3 separate regions of the Mus musculus genome follow, and regions 1 and 2 are each linked to region 3. Evidence: chromatin loops called from intact Hi-C (ENCODE). Cell type or tissue: left cerebral cortex. All regions are shown on one strand.

What was found. Hi-C counts contacts between places; a loop is a spot of excess contacts. Peaks named below come from ENCODE experiments on the same cell type or tissue, not always from the same donor. Only the 100,000 strongest peaks of a DNase experiment are listed, where the experiment ranks them.
Region 1: a loop joins it to region 3, with 8 times the contacts of the local background. A loop is called at or near these places in 10 of 42 quality-filtered maps.
Region 2: it touches region 3 in a loop (3-fold over the local background); 10 of 42 quality-filtered maps call a loop at or near these places.

Annotation. Positions count from the first base shown.
Region 1 is chr6:48,502,777-48,505,276 of GRCm38, forward strand. It overlaps the pseudogene Zfp862-ps. Among named protein-coding and RNA genes, the nearest start is that of 1700026J14Rik, 33 kb to the right of the region's middle. In left cerebral cortex, a CTCF peak has its summit at 1,564; a DNase peak (open chromatin) is centred at 1,568; H3K4me3 peaks cover 1,206 bases; H3K27ac peaks cover 811 bases.
Region 2 is chr6:48,394,172-48,396,671 of GRCm38, forward strand. It overlaps Krba1 (KRAB-A domain containing 1), which reads left to right and starts at 1,415. Exons shown (of 18, transcript NM_001347152.1): 1 at 1,415-1,716. The coding sequence starts at 1,705. Gm16630 (predicted gene, 16630) reads right to left here and starts at 1,237. Exons shown (of 5, transcript NR_152250.1): 1 at 467-1,237. In left cerebral cortex, no CTCF peak of the experiment used is centred here; DNase peaks (open chromatin) are centred at 1,359, 1,784 and 2,160; H3K4me3 peaks cover 1,744 bases; H3K27ac peaks cover 1,844 bases.
Region 3 is chr6:48,443,020-48,445,519 of GRCm38, forward strand. Zfp467 (zinc finger protein 467) reads right to left here. Exons shown (of 5, transcript NM_020589.2): 1 at 2,334-2,500; 2 at 393-468. The coding sequence starts at 426. Among named protein-coding and RNA genes, the nearest start is that of Zfp467, 1.6 kb to the right of the region's middle. In left cerebral cortex, no CTCF peak of the experiment used is centred here; DNase peaks (open chromatin) are centred at 1,197 and 1,548; H3K4me3 peaks cover 1,867 bases; H3K27ac peaks cover 1,916 bases.

The sequences.
Region 1 (2,500 bases), 60 kb after region 3:
GTTGGGGTTTTATTGCTGTGAACACACACCATGACCAAGGCAACCCTTCTAAAGGATAGCATTTAATTGGGGCCGGCCTACAGGTTCAGAGGTTCAGACCATTATCATCAAGTCAGGAACATGGCAGCATCCAGGCAGGCATGGTGCAGGAGGAGCTGAGAGTTCTACATCTTCATCTGAAGGCCACTAGAAGAAGACTGGCTCTCATGTGGTTGGGGGAGGGTCTCATTGCCCACTCCCACGGTGACACACTTCCTCCAACAAGGCTACACCTACTCCAACAAGGCCACACCTCCTAATAGTGCTACTCCCTGGGCTAAGCATATTCAAACCATCACAGACTCTGTCTCAAAATCTAAGATATAGGCTGACTAAAGACAGCCCATAGGGTTGGAGAAATGGCTCAGCGGTTAAGAGCACTGACTGCTTTTCCAGAGGTCCTGAGTTCAATTCCCAGCAACCACATGGTAGCTCACAACTATCCGTAATGGTATCTGATGCCCTTTACTGGTGTGTCTGAAGTCAGTTACGGTGTACTCACATATATAAAATAAATAAATATATTTAAAAAAAGACAGCCTGTAACACACACACACACACACACACACACACACACACACACACACACAGTAAACCCAGCATGATGGCCAAGTTTGTAATCAACAGCACTTAGGCTCAGTGAGAGACCCTGTCTCAAAATTCAAAGTATAGGGTGTGTAGAATAATTTATCATTTATCCTTTAGGGAGCCTTATAAGGATAAATTTGGAATTTTAGATTTTTAAAAAACACAGAAATATTGTAAGAATGTGTTTTTCTTTTAATCCCAGATGTGGGGATAAGAGACTGCCTCAGACTGTCCACAGAGGCTAGTTTTGCCTGGTGCTCTCCCAGAGTCATAGTTTTGCCAGCTGCAGATAGTTTCTGCAGTTGTGTGACTTTTAGAACTCTGGGAACTTTTCAGAGGGTGTAGAAATATTAGAGGCCTGATAGGTTGGTTGGTGGTCTTTGCGGGGGGCGGGGGGGGGGGGACGGGAGGTGTTGGTTGTGGTTTGTTCGTAGTCGTGCTCAAAGAAGAAACCAGAAGAAAGAAATAAGATTCAAGCATCTGTCTCTCCCCCCTATTCTTTCTCACCTATCTAATGTTAGGGGGTGAAACTGAGGGGATAAAATGGTGGGAAAAAGAAGAACCCACAAAGTAGCAAAGAACAGCTACAGAGGCTCGGATGTGTACCTCCAGTCCCTGCCCCCTCAACCAGCATGATGGCCCAGCCTGTAATCAGCAGCACTGAAGAGACTAGGCAGGAGAATAAGGAGTTCCAGGTCAGCCTGGGCTAACAGATGACATGTTATGTTTTTGTTTTATTTTGTTTTTAAGAAACAAAGAAAGATATGTCCGGAAAAAGTATTGCTCTTCTTGATTAACCTTGTTGACCTGTGGACCTGTGTGCAGGCTGGAGTTGACCACAAGTCCTAGCAGGACCTCCAGGCTGGACTACATTTCCCGTGAGCCTTTCTGTCTCCGCGAAGCGGCAGCTGTAAAAGGCTGCGCTAGTACGACACTATTCCAGCTCACCACTACCAGAGCCAACTACTGTGCTACTGCCTCCCGCTGTAGGAGAGATTACTTTGCTGCCTCGTGTCTCCTTACCCAGGCGTCTCGGCTCCGGGAGCCCAAGTCCGGAGTGGGCCGCGGTACACTTGGAACAGGCTCGGAGGGAGGGGGTCTGCACGGCCACCAGAACCAAGCCATGGAGCTTGGGGAGTCGGGGAAGGTAGGACGGGAAAGCACCGGGCTACTCTCCCTTCTGTCATGCATCCTGGTCTGGGCTAGCGGATGAGTTAGCCTTGCAGGGAAGTGTTCACTCACCTGCCTCGTTTGGGAGGTATTACTCCTCCACGTCTGAGCATCCCACCCCACTCCCCTCCCTTGTGTCATCCACCCCTGCTTGTGGCCGCTCTGCCAGTGGTCCAGGGGTGGAGGCTAGCCAAGCTTCGTGATGACCAAGTGCTGCTGTTTTTCCTTCCTCTTCTTTTTTTGCGTTTCGAAGAAGCCTTGCTTTAAGACATAAGAGGCTGGAGGTAGGACGCCAGTGGGTGCCAGAGGGTGGCTAACGGAGAAATGAAGTAATTGCCTGGTGTTTCTTAGTTCCCCCTTCCCGGGTTAGGACTGAGAAGGGGAAAAAAGGCTTCTGGCATTTTCTTGCATACTTCTATTTCTAGTTTATCTGCTTCGTGAAGAATGTGGACATAGTTTAGAAACACACTCCACAAACTTGTTTCAAGGCTTTGGCAAGAGGAGCCTTTGAGATGAGAGATGAGGTACGGTAGAAAGTGGTCCAGAGCAGAAGAGCGAGCCTTGCTTGAAAGGGTTGCTAGCTTGTGGGCACACTGACAGAGAGACAGTCAGCCTTTTAGGATTAAGGTCTTTGGCAGTGTTATTTTGTAGCCAGTTCTTTTGTACAGAGCTAGGAGTGCTGAGGTTCAAACTCTGGTTCTTA
Region 2 (2,500 bases), 49 kb before region 3:
GAAACCCTGCCTCAAAAAAAAAAAAAAAAAAAAAAAAACAACAACAACAAAAAAAACAACAAATATAAAATCTTTTCCCTTCCCTGAACACAATCATTGTTTGTCATGGTATCACATCCCAGACTACCACCCCTGTTATCTGGAGTAAAACTTTTTAATGTAAAGATTATAAGGGCTGGTGTGGAGGCAAAAAATAGTCAAAAGGGTAATGAATGGGCAGCAGTTGTTTCTGTAACTTTAACAACTGGCCATTCAGCCAGTTTGATGGTGTAAGCTCTTCTTAGTGACAGATGGCCCAAATCTCCAAATGTTGCACCAAGCCCAGACAGGAGGACACTTAAAGCAAAACAGCGTCAAGACACTTCACATGCTGTAAATTATGTCTTCCTTTTTTCTTTTTGAAAGGTTTTGAGAGGATTTTGTGGCTTAGGGATCATAGGTCCCTGGCTTGAGGCCTAGGACTTACCCTGAGATGCTACTGGAGATGGACTGAACTTTCAGTTTTCTTTTTCCATGCTGCGGTCCTGTCCTTAGAGTGTGAAGGAAGAAATTCACTCAGCTGTGCTGGGCAGTAATGTTAGTGGTCTCTGCTCGATCATGTGTTCTGGCATGCCAGCATACAAAGCCAGTATGCCAGTGGAGCCCACGTAGGCCAGAGTCACTAAAGAGCTATGCTGGGGTGGCTAGGGAGAAATCGTCCTTCCTCGGATCGCAGATAAGGGGACGCCCCTGCAGACATTTTTAGGAGTGGAGAGCCGAGAACAAGTCCTGGGTATGGTGGCTTCTGCTGTGGCTCCAAGCACCTGTTTCAAAGCTCCAAAAACTTCTCTTTGAGTTTTTCCCATACAATGAAGGGAAAGACGAGGGCTCCAGGAAGGAAAATGAGCCTCAAAGTGCAGCCTAAGGACTATGTCTGCACCACAGAGACAGCAGCACAAATGAATCCAGAGATGGGGCACACACTTAGTCCACACATCATACATATATTTAAGCCTAGCGTTTGTCAGGAACTACTGGGGCCGCCACCATCAGTGGGCAACACGAGCAAGCAAATAGTCACATAAAATGTAGTGATGCAGATCAGTGTAGCGGTGAGCCACTGTGCCCTGGCCCTCAGCCACTCAGGGTCGGGTTTACGTGACTGCAGCCAACGGGAGAAACTGGTCCCTTTTTATCCATGCATCCTAACCTGGCACCTGTACAGGGCGCACTCAGAAAGCGCCGGATGCTAAAGAGAACGGAGGAGTGGATGGTTGGTTATTTGGATGAACGGTTGTTTGCACCTGAGCATGCGCAAGCCGCAAGCTCGACAGGATGTAACTAACCAGTGCCAGGCGGGTGCCTGAACCTGAGGAGCTAGAGGTGTGAGGGACGGAGCAGTAAAGGAGAACCCCGCCACACCCCCTGAAGCCACGCCCCAGGCACGGCGCCCTCTGGGAAGTGTAGTCTGCGCTTGCGTCGTTACCGCTGTGAGGCTGGGGGCTGCGGGCGGAAGCGGGACCACCCCTCCCGGGATGCGAAGCGCCAGACCGACCCAGACGAGCCAACTCTGCGGTTCTCGGTGTAGCGAGTTCCCCGGCCCCGCTTCCTGTCGTGCAGAACTGGGCCGCTGTCCCCGAGGGTCTCGAGGGTCTCGGTGCAGCCTCCAGCCAGAGCCGCACCGGAAGCTGGGTGGGCCAGGGAGTCGCGAAGCTGAGTTCCGCCATGGCGCTCCAGGTAAGACGAGCCGTTGCGGACCGACGAACGCCGCGGTCGGGCTTCTTGGTGCAGCGCAGTCCCCAGGGCAACAGGCCCGGGAGGATCCGTCACCGCCGACTTTGAGCTCGAGTGAGCCGATCAAGGTCGGCCAGTGCCCAGAATTCCCTAACCAGAAGTCTAAGGCTCTCCCCTTCTCCCAGGACACACGGACCTGGAGCTTTTTTTCTACCTGGGGAACTCATTCCTTTGGCTTTTCATTACAAGATCGTGAGAGGGTGTGCACGACTGAAGCCTCAGCAGGTCTTGGGGGAATAACTAAATCTGACATTTATTTTTGTTAAGATACGTAATCCCCGTGAATTGGGCCGGAAAAGTGGGGAGAAAGAAAACAGATCGAAGTTAATGCTGGTAAAATATGTCAGTCCCAGAGCTGAAGAAGAGCCACATCAGTTGTTGTGGCCTAGGTACAGTTTCGGCAGGATCGTGGGCTGTGAAGATGCCAGGGCAGTTGCTGCACTGCCTTCTGGGTAGACACCCAGAGTCAGATGTGCAATTTTGGTCCACGAGCTTTGGCCAAACTTAGGCAACTGTGTTGAGGTCGTGGCTGGACATCACTAATACCCCACAAGAATCTCAGGAGAAACGATAAGCCAGGTAAATCGAACATTGTCTGGCCTGGAAGCGTCTTTTTTAGCTATGGCTAACAGGTAGCCCAAGACTCTTGCTCAGATACTCCCACTGGCCCCATCCTAGAGTCTGCTTATTTGGGTTTTCTGTTCTGTAGATGAGGGAATTGAACCAC
Region 3 (2,500 bases):
GGTACTTGCTCTGTGCCTAACGATCTGCATTTGGTTCAAAACCCACATGGTAGCAGATAACTCAAAAAAAAAAAAGTTCTCTCACCTCCACACATGAGGTAGACATAATAAACACAATAAATAAATATGTAAGTGCAATGAGTTTTGTTTGTTTGTTTGCTTGCTTGCTTGCTTTTAGCTTCCAGTTCTCTGTGAATCCCATGCACACATACAATCTAGTATTATCATCCTGGTCTGGTCACTGAGATACATAATGGTGACCTAAAAAGATGTCTGCTTCTCCAGGCTGCCATGGTTTGGGGCTCAGGGTTGTATACCCCTGAGGGACGACACTGCTACACTTCGGATGCCTAGGAACTCCCACCCTCCTGGTTCCTTTGTCCCCCACTCACCCAAGGAGTTCAGGGCCTCCAGGGTCTCTCTCATGGCCACCAGGAGTGGCTCTCCTAGGTGATCAGGCCACAGACCCTAAAAAGACAGCCCTGTTCAGATTCTTCCTGATGGCCTCCAGCTAGGTCTCAGCTATCCCCAAGAACTCCAAAGTGAAGCCCTAGGCACAGGTGAGGGAACAGAGGCCTCTGAAGATGAATACCCAATCACATGGAGCCTCCTGCAAACTCTGCTTGGCAATGGATATCAGCCCTGGTCCCCACCTGTCAAGTCTTCAAAACCGTCCCCAAACCATCAGCAGTCACTCACCACCCACTGTGTCTTTGCCAGGGTAAGTACAGGGACCACTTAATTCTCTGGACCAAGATGGGGAGAGGGAAGCTACACGTGGACCCTTCAGCCCCTAGGGCAGTAGCTAGTGAAATGAGAGCCAGCCCTGGAGGACCAGTAACACTTTAGGGATACGGGGGTGGGAGGAGGTGAACAAGGGCTATTGCAGAGGTAGTAAATGACTCTGACTTCCTCTCCCTAAACCCCTACCTCAAAGACTCACAACCCCCATAGGACTAACCGGGCGAGAACAACCCCCACACCAGGCCAGGACACTCCCCGATTTTTGCACTTCTCAGCTCCACTTCCAACCGGTTCTCTGCCCCTCCTTTAGCAGGCTCCCCTCCCCCTTCCCTGGCAGCCTTCCCTCTGCCCCTCCCCTCTCGCTGCCTTCCGCCCTCTCTCCCCACCAAATCTGGCAGCCTTTTGGGGCTCCTCCTCTTGCCCCGCCCCTTTGGCTCCTCCCTTGCGCGCACCCGTCGGGTCAACCCCCAGGGGCCCCCTTCGAGTCGGCCCTCAGCAGCTACGGCCTCTCCCGACCCTCCTCTACCAGCAGTCTTGGGCAGCGCTCCCCTCCCCCTTCCTCCTGTGCCCGCCCGCCTAGTTCTCCGCACGCCACCCCCTCCCCAGGCTGCACACTCCCTCCCTTCCTTCCCCCTCCTCTTTTCCTTCCTCCCCCCCCCCACTCCCGCCCTCCCCTTCTCAGCTGCTCTCCCCCATCCGCTTGCCCCTCCCCTCTCCTCCCCCACTCGGGTTTCTTTTCCTTCTTTCCTCTCCTCAGTTCCCTCCCCCTCCCCCACACCAGCCTCCCCTCTGCTTCCCTCCCTCCCGCTGCTCTCCTTCCCCCCTCAGCGGCCCCCGCCTCCCTTCCCCCTCTGCCTACCCTGCAAGCTCCGGCTCCGCTTCTCTCCCCTCCCGGTCCCCAGCCTTGTTCTTCCCCTCCCCCTCCTAGTCCGCTCCCTAGCTTCCAGGTCTCACGCCCCCCATCTTGGGGGGGGGAATCCAAGCTAACCCCACATTCTCTGGACCTACTCCCTCGTTCTGCCCCTCCCCATACCCCTTTCTTCCCAACACACCTCCCTCTCAGCAGCCCCCTTGCCCATTTCTGCTCCCCACTGACTTCACGCCCTCTCCGGAGTTTTCCTTCTGACTAGACTCCCCCCAATCCCCGCCCCTGTTAGAGCTCCGGAGTCACTCCGGGTCCCGGCCCCCTGCCCTGCTCTAGGCTCACCTGTCAGCGTCCTTCGCTCCCGACCAGCCCCATCCCTGAGCCCGTTTCCTGCCCTTTCGCACTGGACCCTTCCTCTATCCCGAGGAACCCTACTCCCGCTCCTGGGGATCCTCCCCGCAGGCCCCTCCCGCCCTCTTCCCACCTGCTCCCACCGGGCCTCCCCGAGTCCTTGCCCTCCCCTCCAGTTTCCTAGTCTCCCCATCTGCGCCAGGACCCTCCCTCCTGACTCCCTTCCCTCCTGGTCTGACCCCCCCCCTCCCCCACACTCGCGTCTGCGCGCCCCTTCCCTCGGGGTTGTCACCTGCCGTGGGTCGGCAGGGCTTGTAAAGCTCCGTTTGGGTGGCGGGGGAGACGCCTGCCCGGGAGTCTCGGGTGTCCTTACCTGGCGGGCTCCTGCGGCTACGTGCCGCGGCCCGCTTCGGGGACCCAGGCGCTCGGGCCTCCGGTCCCGGGCGGCCGTTTGCACAATGGCGCCGGCTGCCTGCAGCTTGGGTGCGGGCTGCCCGAAAGACTCCGGGACTGACAGCCCTGAAACTTCGCGGGGAGGGG